2 separate regions of the Homo sapiens genome follow, and region 2 is linked to region 1. A link is a loop called in an ENCODE intact Hi-C map of the cell type or tissue named here. Cell type or tissue: Panc1. All regions are shown on one strand. Each heading gives the region's core, and the rest is flanking DNA. Links, peaks and the distances in the headings are about the cores only. Region 1 overlaps PAQR5 (progestin and adipoQ receptor family member 5). Region 2 holds the start of LOC124903515 (a long non-coding RNA gene).

Region 1 (11,263 bases), core at 2,038-10,037:
ACTCTGAGTAGAGCTCAGCTCGCTGGGTCTGTCGTCATGGACCACAGCATGTGGCTAAAGCAGGGACTGTCACTAACCTGTCTGGGTTTGAAACCCATCTTTGTTAACTCTCTAGCTGCAGGACCCTGGGCGAGTGATTAAACCTCTCTATCCCTCTGCTTCCTATCTGTACAATGAGGATAAGTGCAGAGTTATGAAGGAGGATGGTTGAAGTATTATGTGAGGTCATACATGTAAAGCCCTTGGAGCAAAGCTGGGCTCACAGTAAATTCTCAGGATGGGATTTGGGTGGGCAGAGAAGAGAAAGCAGGACATCCTAGAAGGGGGAATGGCACCAGCGAGGGCGCAGAGCCAGGACTGTGGGAATGATAAGGGCCAAGCCAGATGCTGGGGACAGTCTTTGCAAGGGGCCCATGTGGTGCCAAGGCCTGGCTCCTCTCCCAAGGCTGGCTTTTCTTCCCCAGGCTCAGCCATTGCCTACTCTGCATACACGTTCCCGGATGCGCTCATGTGCACCACTTTCCATGACTACTACGTGGCCCTGGCTGTACTGAACACCATCCTCAGCACAGGCCTCTCCTGCTACTCCAGGTACTGGTCGCTCTGACCTCAGATGGGAGGGGAGGGAGGGTCTTGCATGCAGCTCCCTGCACTCTTTGAGGGAGCCGGGGAAGAGGTGGGCTCAATGGAAAAGGTGCTTGGGAACCTAGGACTCCGTTCCAGGTGGACTTCCTATGCTGGCAAAACCAGCTTCCTGGGCACGCAAGCTCCAGGCCTCCATGCTCAGAGAGTCTCATACTTGGTTTAATACTCTGCTGCCTTTTTTTGTTTTTGTTTTTGTTTTGAGACAAAGTCTCACTCTGTCACCCAGGCTGAAGTGTGATGGCACAATCTTGGCTCACTGCAACCTCCGCCTCCTGAGTTCAAGCGATTCTCCTGCCTCAGCGTCCCATGTAGCTGGGATTACAGGCACCCGCCATCACGCCCAGCTAATTTTTGTATTTTTAGTAGAGACAGGGTTTCACCATGTTGGTCAGGCTGGTCTGGAACTCCTGACTGCAGGTAATCCACCCACCTTGGCCCTCCAAAGTATTGGGATTACAGGCGTGAGCCATGGTGCCTGACCTGTTTTTTATTTATTTATTTATTTATTTATTTATTTATTTATTTATTTTTTTGAGACAGGGTCTCTCTCTGTGGCCCAGGCTGGAATGCAGTGGTGCGATCTCAGCTCACTGTAGCCTCGCCTTCCTGGGCTCGTCTGCTGCATTCTTAATAATTTGTAATAATTTTTGAACAGGGAGGTCCCTGCTCTTTGATTCGGTACAAGGCTTTACAAATTATGCAGCTGGTTCCATTTGCTGGACAAGTGGCTTATCCACCCTGAACTTCAGTTTGCTCATCTATAAAATGAGGCCATTACAAATACCCCTAAGACAAATGGAAGGATTACAGGTAATGTACCCAGGACACTTAGCACAAGCCTGGCACAGAGGAGATGTCCCATAAATGTGTGGTCACTAATGGTGACTGGGTGTGTCTGCCTCTGGGCATATGTGATGGATGATGGTGTTATTCAAATGCCCTATGCATCCCTCATCAGTGAGTCAGGCCCAGCTTACGCGCTCTAATTCCCACTGTTTTTTTTTTTTTTCTTTCAAGAAAACTCATGGGGGTGTGAGTGCAGAGAATGTTGTTATGGGGATAACTACACCAATTTATTCAGCTCTTTGTAGAAGTGAACTGCCTGAAAGTTCCTTTTCCCTAAAATACTCAGGAAATCTCCCAAATGGTTGTGTTGGGGTGACAGCCCTGGCTGAATAGGGCCAAGGCTGGTACTTTTGGGCTGGGGGCCTTTCGTGCTGGTCAGGAAAGGTAAGCTGGCAGGTACATCTGAGTTCTCTGTCCTCCCGCAATGGCAACTCCAGCGAGCCAGTGGAGTCTCCCTGCCTCCACTTGCCCCCCTCTCCCCAGGAAAAAACAGGCAGGTGAGATATGCCCCATCTGGTAACTTCTCCAGAATGATTTTGTCTCCAAATTCCTTTGGGTGACACTTGGGATGTGTGGGGCCAGCAAGTTTCACAAGGGAGAGCAGGCAAGTTTCACAAACAGGACAAACCAGTTTTTTTGTTTCTGTTTTTTATTTTTAAATGGAAGGATAGATTCTGAAACAGCATTGGGAATACTTGTTCCAATTCGCCTTCCATTCACCTGCGCTAAGGTGGGTTGGAAGTGTGGAGCTGCCTTCCATGGGAGTGAAAGTCTGTTTCTAGGAGTCCCTGCCGTGGATGAAGGGAGGTATAACAGATATAGAACAGTAATAACCCTGCGGAAACAAGTCCAGCAGAGATGAAGCAAGCCCCGGAGACCTGGGTGCATGGGCTTGTGGACTGGCCATGGTCCAGGAACCTGGACACTCTTGGACCTGGTCCTTGGACCAGTCACTGCCCCATCTGGTTCGCTCTCCTAGGGCTGTGTGGCTCTGGCGTTTGAAATTTAGGATTAGACAGGGAGAGTACCACAGGTTGAGGGGGCAGAGGAGGAAGAGAAGGCTTCGTGAGTGTGGAAGAAAGTCTCCAGAGTGAGGCTGGGTGCAGTGGCTCACACCTGTAATCCCAGCATTTTGGGAGCGCCAGGTGGGTGGATCACCTGAGGTCAGGAGTTCAAGACCAGCCTGGCCAATGTGGTGAAAACCTGTCTCCACTAAAAATACGAAAGTTAGCTGGGTGTGGTGGCAGGTACCTGTAATCCCAGCTACTCAAGAGGCTGAGGCAGGAGAATCGCTTGAACCCAGGAGGCAGAGGTTGCAGTGAGCTGAGAGCATGCCACTGTACTCCAGCCCGGGCAGTGGAGCCAAGAAAAAAAAGAAATTGTCTCCAGAGTGAATGATCCAAGATGGCTTCCCCATGAGCTCATAATTCAAATTCTTAGAACACTTGCTGGTTTTATTTTATTTTTTTTTGTTTTAAGTAGAGACAAGGTTTCGCCATGTTGGCCAGGCTGGTCTCGAGCTCCTGACCTCAGATGATCCACTCTCCTCAGCCTCCCAAAGTGCTGGTATTACAGGTGTGAGCCACCCTGCCCAGCCTAGATTACTTTCTTCTAGCCAGGAGTCTTCCCTGATGGTTCAGATATAACGGATGGGGTCTTTTGGATGTGGCATGCCTGGTGTCTTTGGAGGAACTTATCTGTCAGGGCAGCTTTGCCAGACATCTCCTGGGTGCCTGAGTTTGGGGGCTTCTCCCTTTGCCAATGAAATGGGTTATTTATTTATGGAGTACATCTGTGCCTATTCCATCTATCCACCCATCTACACACCCGCCCACCCATCTAACATTCCTTAAATGCCTGCCATACTCCAGGTACCACGTTAGGAGCTGAGGGTGCCAGAAGGATGCCCTTGCCTTCAGAGAGCACCCAGTGCCATAGGAGAGACAGACTGCAGATGCCCCCAGAGGTCCATGAGGCCATGATTTCCGTTAGAGTGTAGCAGGAGGGAGTGTAATGTAAACAAATAATGATAAGGCAGAATGACACCTGCCGGTATACACAGGGTTCTGAGAAGTGGCTTTAGGACTGGATATTGAAGGAGGTAGAACACTTTAGCTGAAGAGGAGGACATAGCAACCAGCCAGGACAAGGATGAGGACTACAGAGAGGGTGGGCCAGGGTGGGGAAGCAGCAAGGTGTGTTAGAGCTGCCAGAGTCTGCAAGAGTAGATGGAGGAGAGCAGCTACAGAGGGGCTTGGATGGTGGGCTGGGGGCCTGTGGGTCCTATGAGGACTGGCCCTTTGCTCATGAAGGATGAGAATCTCTTAGGGAAAAAAAAAAATCCTACGCACTCAGCTTCCATGCCCTGAGGGGTTTCCAGGCATATTAGCAGCAACTGAAGTGGGAGCTGAGGGGAGAGGGAGGTGAGGGGCTATGTTGGAATCAAAAAGGAGGAAGGGGGCACATGCCACACTCTTGCACCCAAAGGTAGAGTGGGCATGTGGCCCTTCCAGTGCCCTTTGTACCTCGTCCTCGCTCCACGTTCCCTGACCCATGGTTTTGCTGCTCTTACAAGGCCTGTCCTCCCCTCTCTTCATTCCCTGTCTCTGCCTTTGGTGTCTGGAGAGTGAGAAAGCTGACTCGTGTGCAGAAGTGATGCTGGCCCTGAGTAATTTCAGAAGAAGTGGGTAGAGAGGAGGGTGTGGGTATCTGGAGGCCTGAATTTCAACCCTGCTCCCCCAGACTTGCTGTATGGCCTCAGGGCAGTCACTGTCCACTCTGGGCCTCAGGGTCTACGTCTTCAATGAGGGCATCTGAGACAATACCCTCTGGGTCCTCTCTGGTTTGGGCATCGTGCAATGTCGATGCCTTAGTGTCTTCTCCAAGCTTCCTTTCCCAGCTGTCTTCCTCCCCCAGGCTCCACCCCTGCCTCTCCCTCCTGCTCCATCCGGCTGCAGTTGGGCAGGAGCGGGAGAGAACCACCTTCCCCTCCAGGGAGGGGAAGACCTCCTGGGGGAGACCAGGAACCTCAGTATTTGCTTGACAGTTATCTGATGCTTGCCCGAAAATCAGGGTTGAAATGGCATTCGTTCCATTACAAGGCAGACCATTAAGGCCAATCTCAACATAGAGAGCTTTGTCGTCCCCTGAGTGGTTTTTGGTTCTTATTGTCATGGACTTTGGTTCAAATGAAAATGTTCCAGAAAACTGCCTTCTCATTCTGTAGCATTTGAGAGGGGAAATGAGAGAATGCGTGCCCTCTTCGTGGTTCTTGGAGCAAGGTGGGGGTGGCCGAGGCCCTGGCCTGCTCATGCCTGCACAGGAAACGGCTGCCACTCCCTTCAGGAATGTCAGTTACACAGCAAGTACTGTATGGACAAATCACTGTCCATCTCCTTCCAGTGCATCCAACCATTGATTGTTTTTTTTTTGTTTTTTGTTTTTTTTTTTTCAAAGAGCTGCTGAGTGAAAAACCTCCTGGTCAGAGCAGTGAGGGCGAGAGATTAATTTTCACCCATGAGCTCTGCTCTAAGGACAGCTTAGAGGCAGTTGCTGAGGCAGTTCAGAGGGGTGGAGCTGACCTGGAAGGGGTTTGAGGTCAGCGCTGGAGGTAGAAGGCTCAGCAGACATGGTTCTCAGACAGAGGCTTGGCCAGAGGATAAAGTGCTGCTATAGCCAGTTAGGGGCATGGGGAAATGTCTACATCCCTGCAGTTCTCCAAAATAAGACAACTCCTACACAATAAAACAACCATAACTACCGCCCCCATGTACACACACACGTGCACTCGTGCGTGCGCCTCTGCAATAGAATGATTTTTCCAAAGGCCCGCTAGTTTCAAGCCCTAGTTCCGGAATTCCAGTTGCCAATCCTTCCAGCTTTTTTGTCAGATTGTGTTGAATCGACCCTTTCTTAACGAAGGCTTCTCCCGTAACCCAGTGTGTCCTGCCAACCTCGTTCTGAGCAGAGACCTCACTTCCTCTATAGCAGCCCCTTAGCCCTCTGGTGCGGGACTGCCCTAAGCCCGAGCAGGCTGGGCTGTGGGGCCGCACGTGGGGCGCCTCTGAGGATGCTGCGGCTGTGGTTCTGCTCTGGCTGTGGCGACATCGCGTGGCCTAATGCGGAACTGCAACTTGGTAGCGGACGGCCCCTCTCCCGAGCTACTGGCCCTTCTGCCTTTTTCTCTCTGTTGCTGTCTCTCTTCTCTTCTGCTTTTTCTCCTTCTCTTTTCCCTCTAGACCCGGCTTTGCAGCTGGAGAGGCTGGTCCGTTTGCCCCTGGGGAAACACTTTATCAGGCCGAGCGAAATGTTGTCTCAAGTCACAGAAAATCCATGCTTTGGGGGATGGCCTTCGCCAGCCACAGCCAGATTTCTTCGCGTGTAAGTGGCCACAGGGGCCCTTTAAGAGCGAGCCTCTCAACCTGGAGACGGCAGGCGGTGGCAGGGCACAGGGCAGGAGGGGGCGGCCTGCCGCGGCAGGGCAGGGTCTGCCGGAGGACTAAGAAGGCCGGTGAGGCAGATACCTGGCTCTCGGGATAGCAGGAGTGTGTGCCCTCTGCTCCAGGGGCAGAGCGGGCAGGGAAGGGTGAAGGCCGGGCGGGGTCTGAGTCTGCGCAGCCTACTGCCTGAGACAGAGGGGGTGACACTTGGGGGCCAGAAAGCCCAGGGTTTAAATCCTAGCTCTGCTTCTTATTGGCTCATCTGACTTCAGGCAAATCACCCAGAACCTATTTGTTCCCTCCTGTTCCTATTATCTGGACCAACATAGATACAAGGTGGGGATGGGGAGAGAATGGAGCTCCACGATGCATGTGTTTTTAAAAGCTGCTGTTTAGTCTGTGCGACTGTGCCATGCACAGTTCTAAACACCTCGGGAGCATCGTTTCATCAAATCCATACAACGAGGCTGTGACAAGGCACAGTCATTGTCCCTGTGTTACACATGAGGATCAGGAGGTACACAAAGGTTAGTGACCTGCCGAGGTCACGTGGTTGTGAAGGGCAGGGTCAGGATTTGAACCCAGTGTGTCCCAATCAAGCTCTCCACATAAAATCACAGTGCTGCGCTGCCTCACCTCTCCGGGAGTTTGGTTCTTTTTCGGGGGGGATGATGCATCCTAGTTCCTTCTCCTTGAGCTTCTCACCTGGTACATGCCATGTACCATGTATGACTTACAGGCAGGGTCAGGAAAGAAGAAACACGAAAGTGGGCTGGAGTGAAGTTGGGGTTTGTCTTGGGAGGCTGTGGGGCTTCTCCGGGCACACAGTGGTGTCCCTTTCTCCTGAAACAGGAATCTCCGGGTGGGCCATTTGTGCTCGGTTGCCCTGAGGACTGAGTGGAGCACAATAGCCTGGAGAATGTCCGCATCCTCAGACCTGCTTCTGTGCTGGGTCCCCAGGATCCAGGCCTGACCAGATCTGGCACCTGCCTGAGGAGGGTTCCCTAACTGCCCAATGTGGAAGTCCCTGCATACTCCATGCTGAGAGATACAGGCAGCAGCTGGGTTTATGGTCAGGTGGCTTTACTGGCTCATACGAGATATGAACAGCCTGGCCAGGTGAAATCGGTCTGGGCTCAGAGGAAACAGCAGATGGCATTTGAAGGAGAAGGAACAGGCTTGTGGACTGGGACCGAGGTTCTTGGGAGCAGAGATAGGAGCCACAGCAGGACACAGACCCCATCCCTCCAGTGTGATAGGGGGCAGAACTGTCAGCAAAGGCTGAAAGGGCCCAGATGCATGCATTGCCTTTACAGACTGCATCAGAACAGCCATCCCAAGAGCCTCAGCGTGTGGCTGTGCATCCACTGTGCTGGGTTCCTTACCCTGCAGCCCTGTGGGCCCCAAGGGAGGACACAGCCCTCCACAGTACACCTCAGCATTGATGTGGGGACTTTACCTGTCCCTACTACCTGGCCTTGGTGGCCCAGCCAGGGCCCATGAGCACTTCCTTACCCAGGCCTCAGTTCAGGGCTGTGATTTTGTGCAGAGACCCTCCCTGCCCCTCCCCATGTCCTCCCAGTGTGCAGCCTGCTGTCTGTGCTACCCAGTTCCCCATACCCTGAGCTGCTGCCCCAGGCTGGGCCCAAGTCAGCTGAGGCCCTGTCATGTTCTGTCTGGGGGGACCTGCCTCTCTTCTCAACAATCAGCATCACTTGTTTTAATGTTGCTGTCAGCTGTCTTTGGATTGGAGGTTGGGTGAGGGTGGCAATGAAGAAGAGAAGGAAAGACTTCACGTTTATTTAGTTTTCCCAAGCCAAGTATCCCTGTGTGTGGTATAAATATTCCAGAAAGCTCTCCAAGGGTCAAACACCTACTTGAACCCAGGTCTCCTGCATGATAATACCTGGGCTCCAACTAGATGGGTGCATCTCAGCCTCTGCAGAGTGTGCCCCCCAAGAGTCTGTGGCAGTGGATCCCCCGATTCCCCCTACCCGTTCCCTGTCCCTGTAGCAACTAGAGTTTTAAAAGGTTCTTTGGCAGTTACATAACTTGGCCCTTGAAGGGTTTCTGCCCAGCGCCTCCTTTCTGGCTTAGTCTGGACACCACTGCTTCCCATGGTCAGGAGATGGTGTCCCTGGAGATCTTTTTGCATCTGAAGTTTTGTCACTTCCATTGGGGTGGGAGGAATGGACGAGGCTGGTGGAGAAGCTGCTGGCCACAGGAGCTTGTAGAAAAATGCTTGTCCTCTGTTGATGACCAGGCCCTCGGTGTGCATGCATGTGCGTATGCAATTTGCTGAGACTCTTTTCATTCCATTTCCTCCCCACTTTCCTTCCCTGATTTAGGTTTCTTGAAATCCAGAAGCCCAGACTCTGTAAGGTGATTCGTGTCCTCGCCTTTGCTTATCCGTACACCTGGGACTCCCTCCCCATCTTCTACAGGGTAAGGACTGGCTGCATCTCCTCTCTGCCTGTTGGCAACACCAGGAAGTCAGTTGTTTTCCTGAGCTTCTGGGGGGTCACAGCACTGCAATGGGAACCGCAGAACAAAACAGGAGTCGAGACCCAGGTGAAGGGGGCCAGCCCCTCCACACCTGTGGGTATTTCTCGTCAGGTGGGACGAGAGACTGAGAAAATAAATAAGAAGATTTTTCTTAGTACAGATCAAAATGGAGTTTCTTATGTCTTCCTTTTTCTACATAGACACAGTAACAGTCTGATATATCTTTCTTTCCCCCACACCCAGGTGCTGCCTTGGTGGCACTTGAGGAGTGGTTAGGAGATGACATAAGCACAGAGGCCCTGACTGACAATATGACTGGGGGCTCGGGAACGTCATAGAACAGGCAGCCTGGGGCTGAGTGGAGTGAGCAGGAGAGCGAGCTCTGCAGGCAGGTCTCCAATACTTGCTGTCAGTCCCTGGGCCAGTTCTCTATGCCTCGATTTCCTTCATCTGTAAGCTGGGCCTGATAACACCTCATGGGCTGTGGGGAGGATTACACGGGGAACATGTCAAGTGCTGACTGGTAGCAAGAGTTCGGGAATGCATTGTTCCATCATCAAGTAGTATACTGTTAGTATTGAAGGAAAAGGCATGAATGAGGGTCTTAAAGGAGCGATGGGAAAGAGATGGAGAGCATAAAGGAAGAGAGTGTAGGAGGGACAACAAGTAGGACTAGAAGGGGAAAGTCCACGCACTTTCAAACCATACGGGCTTGAGTTCAAATTCTGGCCCCACTGCTCACTGGCTATGTGACCTCAGGCAGGACACACAACTCTCTAAGCCTCAGATTAGTTTCCTCATCTGTACATAAGGGTACTAGGCCTCCTTTGTAGGGGAAAACAATGGATCTGATAGGCTCTGCGGTGCCTGTCCAGTACCCGGTGAGTGAAGCTCCCTCCTAGAGGCAGCGTCCTGTGGGCTTGAAGAATAAAGCCCAGATGGCAGGGCTGAGGGACAAGGGGAGGGGCTGAGCTCCACCCAGCAGCTGGGGCATTGAGCACGTTCTCTGTGCTCTGCCTCTGTGGGTCTGGGAGAGCGCCAAAGATGGGGCTGCAGCCCGTTCCCCTCACTCCTTCCTCAAGGGCGCAGACCACACACAGGAAACCAAGAGCAGACAGAGCAATTCTGTCCCATGTACCTCCAAATCAGGCAGTGCAAGTCCTGTGTTGTGACAAGCATCGTGTGCTTCTGGCATGTGGCTGAGTCAGAGGAGGGCAGAGGGAAGGGGAGGTCCAGTTCTAAGTGGTGATGTTGATGCTGGAATCAGCCTGCCTGGATTCAGATCCTGACTTCACTTCTCACTAAGTGATGTGCAAGTCACTCTCTGGCCCACCTTCCTCACCTGCAAAATGGGGAAGATAGAGTCTGCCTTATGATAATTGTGGCTCAGGTGAAATGATGCATGTAAGAGGCCTGGCCTGCTGCCCTCGGTAAGTGGTGGCTACTATGACTTTATAACAATAATACAAAAACTATACTTAGCTCTGAAACAGTATAGTGGCCATCATTGATACTTTTGGATGACTCAGAAGGCCTTCCAGGGATTTCTAGGCCTTAAAGCCTTAATTAGGAGCACCAGTTCAGTGGATGTGCTGATAAAAAGTGAGTTCCAGTGTGAATCCACTAAACAGTTGACCCTTAAACATGGGTTGGAACTTTACATGGATTTTCTTCCACCTCTGCCACTCATGAGACAGCAAGACCGACCCCTTTTCTTCTTCCTCCTCCTCAGGATTTTCTCAATATCACTTGCTTTTCTCTAGCTTACTTTATTGTAAGAATACAATATATAATACCTACACAAAATATGTGTTACTTGGCAGTTTGTTACAGGTAAGGCTTCCAGTCAACAGGAGGCTATTAGTAATTAAGTTTGGGGGAGTCAAAAGTTGTACATGGACTTTTGACTGCAGGGGGTCAATGCCCCTAGCCTGCATGTTAAGAGTCAACTGTACTTACATTTTACCCCAGAAAGAATACCAATTATCTAATAGGATTTTTTGTCTTTCTTTTCCTTTCCCATTCCTTTCTTCTTTCCTTTTTCTCTCCGATTCAGTTAAGTAAATAAACCAAAAGACTCTCATGAGTATTTGGGGGATTGAAATACAATAGTCTCGAGTCTCAATCGACCACACTCAGGATAGGAGCTCTGCTCACATGGTGCCTGAGTTTCCTCTACCAGGTCACAGACCTGAGGAGGTGAGGGCCTTGGCCTCTGGAGTTTGTGTATGTGTGCTAACATGTGTGGGTGTCAGAGCCCCCAAAGTCCCAGATGCAGGTGCTGAGAAGGAAGAGGGCCTGCCTCAGGCCTGTCCTCTCAAGACCTGATGTTTCTTTAAACACCTGCAGCTATTCCTGTTCCCAGGGGAGAGTGCACAAAATGAAGCCACCTCGTACCACCAGAAGCACATGATCATGACCCTCCTGGCCTCTTTCTTGTACTCTGCACATCTGCCAGAACGCCTAGCCCCTGGACGCTTTGACTACATCGGTGAGTGGGCAACAGCCCTGCTGCTCTGCTCATTGCCCTCCTGACTGGGGAGGGTCCTGTCCCTGACTCCAGTGCACGTAGCTGCAAAGGGCAGGGAAGGGCAGAGAGAGAGGCCAAGGCGAGTAACATTGCAAGTTGACAGAGGTCAGGATGTCTGCAGCAGGTGCATTGTTAGGTAGCATGGGCAGGATGGAGGGCAGGTGGGCCCAGGAGCCTAAAGCATTCTGATGGGGTATGGAGCCAGTGTGTCTTATTGTCATCCAGAACATGGAATCCCATGATTAAGTGAACATTGGGGCTGGGCGTGGTGGCTCACACATGTAATCCCAGCACGTTG
Region 2 (11,263 bases), core at 1,041-9,040, 320 kb before region 1:
ACAGCTTAGTGTCACTTCCAACACACTTTATTGGTTAAAGCAAGTCACAGGCCAGCTCAGATTCAGTGTGGGAGGGGATCACACAAGGGTGATGTGATTCACTAGGGGAGGTCTGATTTGCTAGGGAACATCTTGGGATACTAGCTACCCCTTGACTGAATGCCCAGTAGCATTTATGGAGGCCAGGGTCTGGTTGTCATTAGTGACGAGATTACTATAAAAAACCTCAGCTGTCTCTTCCTCAGACTATTTTCATCAAGAATAAAAAGAACACACACACACACACACACACACACACACACACACACACACACACACACACTCACACTCACACATACTCATACCACCTGGAAAACCACCATTCCAACCTGTAAAAAATATAAAAAAATCTCTAAGAGGGTGAAAATGTGCATATTATGAAGGAAAGATTAAACACCATCACTATTAGCTGTCCATTTTAAAAAGATGTCTTAAATACATTTTTTCATTTGATCTTGATTCCCATCCCCATTTTAGAGATGAAGAAACTGAGGCTCAGAGATAATAAGTAATTTACCCAAAAGGGTGGAGCTAGGTCTGAATAACCCCAAGACTTGTCCCTGATGCCAGAAAGAATTATTAGAATATGAATTAGTGTGGTGGCTCATACCTATAATCCCAGAACTTTGGGAGGCCAAGGTGGGAGGATCACTTGAGCCCAGGAGTTTGAGACCAGCCTGGGAAACATACCAAGACCCCATCTCTACAAAAAAAAATTTTTTAAAGAATAGGAATTATGCCTATCAATGATAGACTGGATAAAGAAAATGTGGCAGATATGCACCATGGAATACTATGCAGCCATTAAAAAGGATGAGTTCATGTCCTTTGCAGGGACATGGATGAAGCTGGAAACCATCTTTCTCAGCAAATTAACACAAGAACAGAAAACCAAACACCACATGTTCTCACTCATAAGTGGGAGCTGAACAATGAGAACACATGGACACAGGGAAGGGAACATCACACACTGGGGCCTGTCTTGGGGTTGGGGGGCTAGGGGAGGGATAGCATCAGTTGAAATATCTAGTGTAGATGATGGGTTGATGGGTGCAGCAAACCACCATGGCACTTGTATACCTATGTAACAAACCTGCACATTCTGCACATGTACCCCAGAACTTAAAGTTTAATTTTTTTTAAAAAAGTGCAACAAAAAAATAAGAGTTAGTGTTTTTGGTCTAAAGAAACTGAGATCCTGAAAGGTGAAATAGTCCAGGGTCCCTCAGCCAGGATCCTGATTCCCCTTTAGAAGAGAACAGATGCAAAAAAAAGCACAGGGCCTGATTCGTAGTAGATGTTCAGTAAACACAAGCCCCCATCTCTTCTCCAAATGAGATTTCTTCTACAGCTCACTGTCATTGGTCCAAAGAATGCAGCCGCTACACTGTGTTATTGGCAGGATTGTGGGCATGACTGATTTCCTTTCTGATTGGGTAGGAAGGCTGAAGGGCGAGTTTGGAAGGGCTCTGTTCCCTTCATCTCACTCCTTTCCCCACTCGCATTTCACCCAACAGTCGTCTGATTTTTGAGCAATCTGTTCCTGGAAAGCAGAGGAAAGTAACAGATTGATGCATCGACTGCGTGTGGCCAAGTGATTTATTTTTAATGTGACTAAACAAGACACACACCTGCCTATGGAAACGTAATCACATTGAATCATCAGGGACTTAGATAGCCATTTAAGCAAGGGAAAGACAGAGAGGAGACAGAGGAGAGGAGGAAGAGGAGGGAGAGAAAGAAAAGGGAGGCAGGGGAGCAGAGACAGAAGAGGAGAGATAAGAAGGGACTGGAAGAGAGGGAAGGGAAGGGAAGGGAAGAGAAGACTGGGCCAGCTCCCTAAAAATGTTTATTTCAGCAGCATCAGTGAAGCACCCTCAATTGGCCCAAATGCCTGTGGTTTAGCTTTGCTGATGCCTGAAATTTCATAATTAGACTTTCGTCCCTGTGATTTAACCAAACACAGTATGTTCTCCACTAAAGTGTAAATGCAACAGAAGTAGTGCATCAAACTACATCAATCATTTTCACCTCAGTGAGAAAGAACTGATATCTTTTATGAAAGCAGGAGTTTTTCTATGGGGGGGTTGTATTAGTCCATTTTGCATTGCTATAAAGGAATACCTGAGACTGGGTAGTTTATAAAGAAAAGAGGTTTATTTGGCTCATGGTTCTGCAGGCTGGATAGCATGACACTGGCATCTGCTCGGCTTCTGGTGAGGCCTCAGGAAGCTTTTACTCATGGCAGAAGGCAAAGGGGGAGTAGGCAGGTCACATGGCAGGAGAGGGAGCAAGAGAGGGAGGAAGAGGTGCCAGGCTCTTTTATACAATCAGATCTCACTCTAACTAATAGAGCAAAAACTCACTCATTACCACAGGGAGGGCACCAAGCCATTTATGAGGGACCCACTCCCGTGACCTAACACTTCTCACCAGCCCCCGCCTCCAACACTGGGATCACACTTCAACATGAGATTTGGAGGGGAGAAATATCCACACTATATCGGGGGCATTAAAACAAAGTTTATGGGAGTCACCAGTGAAGGCACAGAAAGGAACCTTGGGGGCTCTAGGGACTTTCTCCTTCATGGCTTTTCTTAATGATAACACCTACCTTTACGAGCATTTGTTATGTTCCAGGCACTATGGATGCGAGCCATTACATGTACTATTTCATTCCATCTTCCCAATGGCCCTGGAATTTTGCGCTGGTGTTCTCATCACTCTCCAGGTGAGGGAACTGAAGCCCAGCCTGTCGTCATCTGTCTCAGCACTCTGAAAGGAAGATCCAGTTACAGCAGAGTTTCTCGTGGAATGCCCAGCCTCACCAATAGTATCTTGCTTGCAGAAGGCACTCAGTAAGTATGTGCCAACAGAGTGAAGTGGCAGGGATGGGACATGAATGTAGACAGTCTAACTCCAGAGCCTGTACCCTTAGCATTTGCCACAACTTTCTCCCAGATAGTCCACTCCGTTCTCCCTGCTTCTCACCCGAATAGCATACGAAATTCATGAACCACTGACTTTGGGAGGCTAAATGTCCTCCATCACAGCTCCCTTCTCAATCTCCCTGGGTCAGTACCAGGAATTAGCCAGCCAGACTGTTCCACTCTGTACTGCTAGTTTTCTATGTCCAGATACCTTTTCCCAGTTAGTCTGTAATGCCTTTGAGGGAAGGCACAGCATCCATGCAGAGTCTATGGGGGGATGTATGAGTCCTTTTGAAATTGCAGTTTCTTTCTCAAAAGCAAGATTATATCTTTGTGTTTTCTATTAATATGATTGTGGTAGGTTTTTTTCTTGAATTTTATATCAATATCCTTCACCCTGCCCCTAGCAATAGCACGTGAAGGAGATTATGAAGTCATAAGTTAGGGGGGCATCAGATTGATAGCTTTTTGAAGATTGATAATATCTAGTGTGGGCAAGGATGGAGGAAATGGATACTCATACATTGTTGGGGAGGCTTTCGAGGAGGCAAATCATCAGTAAGTAACAGTGGCTGAAACAAGATAAAAGCTTTATTTTATTTTTTTCTCATACAAAAGTCTAAGCTAGTAGAAAGTCCTGGAAAGAAGGCTGGCTCGGCTCCACAAGGTTATACAAGGACACAGGTTCTTTCTGTACATTGTACCACCATCCCCAGGGGTGTTACCTGCATCACCTGCTGGAAGCTGACTCCCACTACCACATCTGTTCTCTGAATAGATTTCTCCCTGGGGAAAGCAGAAGTACAACAAACAGCGTATTTTAAGGACCTGATTCAGAAATTGCACACAATGCTTCTCATCAGTCATAACTTAGTTACACGTCCCCATGTAGTAGCAAGGGGGGTGGAAAATATATTCTCAACTCATACCCACCTGAAACTCAGGAGATTCATTGCTAAAAGGAAGAAAAGAGAAAATGGATAGTAGGGGGACAGTGAACAGTTTCTAATACAAACAGGAGGAATTATCAAAGTTAAAAGTGCATATATTGCTAGACCCAGCAATTCCAGTTCTAGAAATGTATTCTAAGGAAATAGTCACACAACTACACAAAGATTATGTATAAGGGTAATACTAGTGGTTTTAAAATATGTTCACAAATTCTTTGATACCCTTCCCTTCACAAAAGGGCTACACTTAATGACTTACTCCTAATGAATAGAATGTGGCCAAAGTGACAATGTGTGACTTCGGAGGCTAGGTCATAAAAGGCCCTATGCTTCTACTTTGCTCTCTCGAATGACTGGCTATGATGGAAACAGCCACCATGTTGTGAGGACACTCAATTAGCCTTGTGGAGAGACCCACATGGGTGAGAAACTAAGGGCTGCCACCAACAGCCCACATCCACTTGCCAGCTCTGAGAGCAAATAGATCCTGCAGGCCTAGTCAAGCCTCATTTGACTGACGCCTCAGTCAACATCTTGACTGCAAGCCCATGCAAAACACTGAGCCAGAAACCACCCACCCAAGAAGCTGTGAATTCCTGACTGGCAAAAAATGTGAGTGATTATAAATATTTATTATACTTTTAAGCCACTACTTTTTGGAGTATTGTGTTAGGCAGCAGTAAATAACTAATACAATAATCATTGCTTCCTGTTTGTAATGACAAAAAAGAGAAAGAAAATAAAAAATTTAAAAAAAGAAACACCAGAAATGTAAATAATGGGAGGTTAAATAATCCATGAGAAATCCACAGTTTGGAATTTGCAGCTATTAGAAAGAGAGCTATGGCGTAAAAGACCTGTATGTTCTGTCATTGACAGCTCCTTAAGACATATTAGTACATGAAAATGACAATCTGAAGAACACTTACTGTATGGTCTCCATGACATAAAACTGCAAAAAAGTTATGTGTGCATGTACATATGTGCATATATGCAATAATGTTATATTTGTGTATATCCGAATGTGTACTTTCACATACTTGTAAATGCGTGGAATAGGAGTGAATGTCGCATACCAAATGGCAGGCAGTGGTTTTACCAGGGTGGAGGAAAGTGGAATGGGGGTGGCGAGTTGCAATATGGTGTTCACATTTTACTTTGTAATCTCCTGCATTGTTTCAACTTCTTACAATGAAAATGCATTTGCATATTCCCTGTGTGATAAAACAAAGAAAATCATAAAAAGAGAGAGAGGCAGGCAGATAGCAGAGATGGAAGGAAGAGGAGATAAATAGAAACAGCATTTTACCCACTGAGTCGTGACTACAAGCATCTTATTTTACCTGTTTGTTTTTCCTTAACATCCCAACATAGAAAACACACACTTTGTTTTAAAGTAACAGCGAGGAACCGCCTCGCTGTGGTCTTTCGCTTGCTTGGCATTGCCCCTAGGGTGCTCGGAGATGGGCTGTGGAGGGGGACGTTGGGAACTGCCCGACCCCATTCTCGCCTTTTCCCGCTGGATGTGCAGCTTTCGGAACGTGCAGGGGCGGGAGTGTCTACAACCTAAGAAAAGGGCCGCGGTGGGGAGCCCGGAGCAGGGCTGGGTGCAGGGAGCGCTCTCGCTGCCCGGGGCGCTCTGCGCTGCGCGCCCAGTGGGGACAGCACGCCGCCCCGGGAGTCTCCAGGCGCGGGAGGTCCCAGCAGATTTTGCATAAAGGGAGGAATCGAGTCCAGAGAACAAACAAGATACTGGAGGTGGTGGCACGGAGAGGATTGATTCGGTTTGCAACCCTACGAGGTCGTGGCCGCTCGGGGCAGGAAAGCAGGCTCCTGTCTCTCCAGGATCCAGCCTCCCGATCACCGCGCTAGTCCTCGCCCTGCCTGGGCTTCCCCAGAGACGGGAGCTTGGGTGGGGGACCCTGGACCCGAAGCCAAGGCTGAACTGGTGTGCCAAGCCCAGGGAGCAACCAAGTCCCCAACTCTTTCCCTGCCCTTCCCGCAGGCTGAGCAGAAAACCAGGAAATGGATGGACTCCACCTCCGCAGCCACGCCTGCCCGTTTGCGCTTACTGAACAGAGGTCCTCAGGAACGTGGTGAGACAAAGAGAAAGGAGGGCGTTTTCGCCACCCTCTTGCTAATGCTTCAATAACTCCCCATTGCCCTAATGAGCTCACCATCAGAGCCTGATTAAGACCTTTGGAGGCCCTAAAATTATAAGACCCACTATCTCCATCAATGTAATTAAAAAAAAAACAACTTTAAATGGAACTTTACCAAAAAGCCGATTTTCCTCTGTGAAATTATTTTAATAGCAACGACAAGCCCTTGCCTTGCAGCACACTGGCCTGCCCAACAGAAGATCCAGTAAGGTTTGCAAAACCAGTTGGGATCTCCTCACCTTGCCTCTCTCCTCTTCCTGCACCGGCCGGCTAACCTGTTTCCAGTTCCTCCGAGGCTCAGTCCTTCCCTGAGTTTCCCATTGCCCTCCAGAGCCAGCATATATTTCCACTTCCCTAGCTTTCAGTCCAGGCTGTGTTAGATGCCTTCAGTGCTTTCTCCATCACAGGACTTAGCACACAGAGTAGGAGAATATTCCCGTTTCTTCCCTGTCACCCTCTCTGTGCTGAGGGCTCAGAAGGCAGAGACACCTTTTCTGTTTTGCTTACAGGTATGGTCCCAGAACCTAGCATGTGGACTGACACACCCTTTGCTCAAAAAAATACATCAATATTTGAAATTAACCATTTATCCATAGCAAAACACATAGCACAGAATAAAAATGCATAGTCCATTCTGGCCTATGCAGTTTCAGCTTCTCAGCATTTATTGAGCACCTCCAAATGTGCTAGACAGGTAATACTCAATACACATTAGTTCCCTCCATGCTAAAATAGACTTTGCGTCCACGTAACTTTGCTGGAAACTTGAGGGAAACCAATTATCCTGCCCTTTCCCTGGGTGTCTGATCGGCATGTCCGTTATAGCCATAGAAATATCACTAACAGGCAATGCCAGCAGGATTAGATCTGCCAAGTGTTTAAAGTTTAGCAAGAAAGCTTTTTGCAAATGTCAACACTACCACTCTGTTTCCTGCAAACCAGCATTCTAATCAGCAGGGCTGCCTTTTCCAGCTCATTGAGCAATGACATAAAAAAATCCCAGCATAATCATTTCTCTAGGAGAAAAATACCGAAAGTCAGAGAGGATGCAATAACAATCATAGCTACCTACTATGTGCAGGTGTCATGCTTACTGCTTTAGTTATGCTTCCTCCAATCCTCACAACAAAACTGACAAATGGGGAAACTGAGGCTTACAGAAGTCACACATCTCCAACTAAGGCCTGAACTTGAGTTTTTTCCATAGCACTCTACTACCTCTGGGGGGGAAAAAAAAACTACTATTGTGCCCAGTTAGGATACAATGTATTAGAGTGGTAGGGACTTCAGGGGCTGGTTGTAGGAAAAGAGAATGACAATGCTTCTCACGCCAGGGTTTTCTGGGGTTTTCATCTTCTTGTTTTCCTCTCCTTCTCCCCTCAGAGGCCAGGTGTAGTGACATAATGATTTTGGAAATTTTTGAGCTGAAAAAGGAAAACATTTTCTTCTTTTCTTAAAAGGGGAACTGTTGGAGTGTTTGCATTTTGGGTTCCTGGCATAGCAGCTGGTAGGCTTGATGGGATTTCAAAATGAAGTTACTAATGGAAATTATACACTGAGGACATTCCAAAGAAACTGCTAAGAGAGAATGGCTTGTGCTAGGTGAGTGGAAGTGTTGCATCAGGTTATCACAGCTGGGTATTGAGGCCAGGCCCAGCTGAAATGTTACAGCAGGGGTCACCTCTCAGACTTGGCTCTGTACAGGAAACACATCCAAGGAGGAGCTACATCCAAGGCAAAGGTATAAAGCCAGACGCAGAAGACACAGTACCTGGGTTAGCTGCCCATCTGTCCCTGGGTGTAGGCTAAAGACATTTAATCTTGGACACAGGCAAGCAGCTGCATACAAGATCCTGATTCCTGATTCCTGAGCAGGAGTGGGCAGCAAGTTGTTAATTCTGACCTCCAACCATCCCTGAGGCAGTGTAGCCCTCCATTCTCAACCCTGGCTGCCCACTAGCATCATCTGGTGAGCTTTGAAATACAGATGCAGGACTCATCCCAGATGGGTGAAATCAGAAGTGATGGGAAAGGGATCCAGTGTCACATATCTTCACAGCTCTCCATGTGATTCTAGCTTGCAGCCAAAGTTCAAAAGTTCTGACACAGCCTAGGTGATCACAAGAATTACTGGAGCACTCCCTAGAATAGTTTTGCCCCAGCCTCTCTGCTGTAGATCTTAATTCAGTGGAGCTGGCAGGGGCCCAAGAATCTGTATTTTGAACAAGCTCCCTGGCAGTTGTTATGATCAGATAAGCCTGGGGACCCACAAGTGTAATAAAATGGTATATTCACATATCATCATTGCAGTCACAGCTTCTGAAATATTATGTTTTTAATTTGTATGTACATCATTGTATCTCAACCATCATTCGATTGTAAGCTCCAAGAGGGAAAGGACCTTGTCTCATTCACTGGGATGTTCTCAGTATGGAAAAGAATGCAAGCAAGTGGTGGGGATTCTGCAGATATTTGTTGAATAAATAAATGAATTTCTGTTTTGTATTTGTCACTTCCGCTTTGTGAACCAAGTTAAGAGTGAGATTGAGGGCCGGGCGCAGTGGCTCAAGCCTGTAATCCCAGCACTTTGGGAGGCCGAGGCGGGTGGATCATGAGGTCAGGAGATCGAGACCATCCTGGCTAACACGGTGAAACCCTGTCTCTACTAAAAAATACAAAAAATTAGCCGGGCGCGGTGGCGGGCGCCTGTAGTCCCAGCTATTCGGGAGGCTGAGGCAGGAGAATGGCGTGAACCAGGGAGGCGGAGCTTGCAGTGAGCCGAGATTGCGCCACTGCACTCCAGCCTGGGGGACAGAGTGAGACTCTGTCTCAAAAAAAAAAAAAAAAAGAGTGAGATTGAAACTTTGAAAGAAAATACAAATGTATACAATAATTTTATTTCACTTTTATAGATCTAAAGTCCTGCTTTTAAAAACACAAAGATTTCTTCTATATGGAACTTGATTGCCTTCATTCAGTCATTGAGAGTCTTCAGGAGATCTGAAGACCCAGAGCAAACCAGAAATGTTGACGGGGAAAAATGTGCAGAAATGTCTGAGAGTAAACCCCCTGTCCTTAAACAAATTTTTCTTCTGAAATTTTCTGCTTCATTGTAAGTTTTATGTCACCAGTTAAGTAGGGCCTAGGCAGAAAAAGATACAAAGTATTTTCAGAAAAGTTGATGAAACTGCATCCATTTATTCATGCACATTCAGAAAATGTTTATCGTGGAACTACCATTTTTCCAGTAAGTGCCAGTGGGAGCCCAATGAAAAATAACACACAGTCCTGCCCTCAACGACTAGCTTTCCCAGCAAGTGGAAAGCTAGCTATGGAACTAGGCAGTTACAGTACAGTGTGATAACACCGGTCATCAAACCCAAGATGCCTTCTGTTGTAAGATGCATCATTGGCCAGGCGCAGTGGCTCACGCCTGTAATCCCAAAACTTTGGGAGGCCAAGGCGGGTGGATCACGAGGTCAGGAGATCGAGACCATCCTGGCTAACACAGTGAAACCCCGTCTGTACTAAAAATACAAAAAATTAGCCGGGCGTGGTGGCGGGCACCTGTAGTCCTGGTTACTCTGGAGGCTGAGGCAGGAGAATGGCGTGAACCCAGGAGGCAGAGGTTGCAGTGAGCTGAGATCGCGCCACTGCACTCCAGCCTGGGCAACAGAGCGAGACTCTGTCTCAAAAAAAAAAAAAAAAAAGATGCATCATTAATTTATGCACCACTAAGAAAAATGCTGCCAATTGAACCGTGACGTGTTGTGGATTTTATCAAGATCTGTTCTAATTTCAGAGATGTGAAAATGTAACGGGGTGGTAGGGAGGTGAGGAATGTGCATTTTATTTTATTTATTTATTTTGAGAGACAGGGTCTGTCTTTGTCACTCACACAGGCTGGAGTGTAGTGGTGCAATCTCAGCTCACTGCGGCCTCAACCTCGTGGGCTCAAGTGATCCTCCCACCTCCTGAGTAGATGGGACTATAGGCATGAGCCACCATGCCCGGATTTTTTTTTTTAACTTTTTTTTTTGTTGTTGTTGAGACAAGGTCTCATTCTGTTGCTGCCCAGGCTGGAGTGCAGTGGCTCGATCTCAGCTCACTGCAACCTTTGCCTGCCAGGCTCAGGCAATCCTCTTATCTCAACCTCCCTAGTAGCTGGGACTACAGGTACATGCCACCACGCCCAGCTAATTTTTTTTTTTTTTTTTTTGGTAGAGACAGGGTTTCGCCATGTTGCCCGGGCTGGCCTCAAACTCCTGAGCTCAAGCGATCCACCTGCCTCAGCCTCCCAAAGTGCTAGGATTACAGACATAAGCCACTGCACTCAACCATAATTTTTTTTAAACTTTTTGTAAAGACGATGTCTCACTATGTTGCCCAGGCTAGTCTCGAACTCTTGGGCTCATGCAGTCCTCCCACTCTGACCTACCAAAATGCTGCAATTACAGGCATGAGCTACTGCGCCTGGCCAGAACATGCATTTTAGAACTGATTAAATAAGTAAGGTAAATCAGACACGAAGGATATACAGAATAAGCCAAAGAGTAGGGTGTAGGGTGTAGGGAGACTTGGAAGAAGGAAAGTACTGTGAAGAGGGGACAGCTTGTGCTGAGAGGTCTGGAGGGAAGAGGGTGGCTGCTTATAGCTCAGTAAGACTGCAGTTAGAGCCTGTGGGCTGGAAGGTGACAGATGAGGCTGGAGATGGAAACAAGGGCCAGATCATGGCCTGCCTCATAAGTAGATGGCCTTAGTCCCAGTTTACATCTGTAGTGCATCTTTTTGATCTTAAGTGCCCTGTTGGACAATAAATTATATGATCACCCTACTAATAAGCCATTTTTAGATATGTGCTTTTTATCTTAAGAGAAATGAGAACAATGGAAGGGTTTTAAACAGACAGTAACAAAATCAGATTGTGAAAGTGTGTGTGTGTTGGAGGCAGGGTGTGTATTGCTTAATTTGAATGTTTTTGATGAGCTAATATGTTCATACAAGTCAAAACTTTAAAAAACACAAAAGTGAAAAATCTCCCTTCCACCCTGGCCCTCCTTCCACCCCTTCCACCCTACCTCACGGCCAACCCAATTTTCTTCCCTAAAAGCAACTGATACTATCAATTTCTTGTGTGCCCTTTCAGAATTTTGTTTTCCTTTTCTTTGAGATGGAGTCTCAC

Evidence for each region. A loop is a pair of places that touch in the nucleus more often than their neighbours do. Peaks named below come from ENCODE experiments on the same cell type or tissue, not always from the same donor. Only the 100,000 strongest peaks of a DNase experiment are listed, where the experiment ranks them.
Region 2: a loop joins it to region 1, with 4 times the contacts of the local background. A loop is called at or near these places in 8 of 110 quality-filtered maps.

What each region holds. Positions count from the first base shown.
Region 1 is chr15:69,389,190-69,400,452 of GRCh38, forward strand. It overlaps PAQR5 (progestin and adipoQ receptor family member 5), which reads left to right. Exons shown (of 9, transcript NM_017705.4): 6 at 465-591; 7 at 8,279-8,375; 8 at 10,785-10,926. It overlaps KIF23-AS1 (KIF23 and PAQR5 antisense RNA 1), which reads right to left. Exons shown (of 2, transcript NR_132971.1): 2 at 7,715-8,559. Among named protein-coding and RNA genes, the nearest start is that of KIF23, 20 kb to the right of the region's middle. In Panc1, for the core only: a CTCF peak has its summit at 5,606; a DNase peak (open chromatin) is centred at 5,622; H3K4me3 peaks cover 265 bases.
Region 2 is chr15:69,068,660-69,079,922 of GRCh38, forward strand. It overlaps LOC124903515 (a long non-coding RNA gene), which reads right to left and starts at 5,560. Exons shown (of 2, transcript XR_007064692.1): 1 at 2,654-5,560; 2 at 10-1,582. In Panc1, for the core only: a CTCF peak has its summit at 5,526; a DNase peak (open chromatin) is centred at 5,912; H3K4me3 peaks cover 1,387 bases; H3K27ac peaks cover 1,229 bases; H3K27me3 peaks cover 451 bases.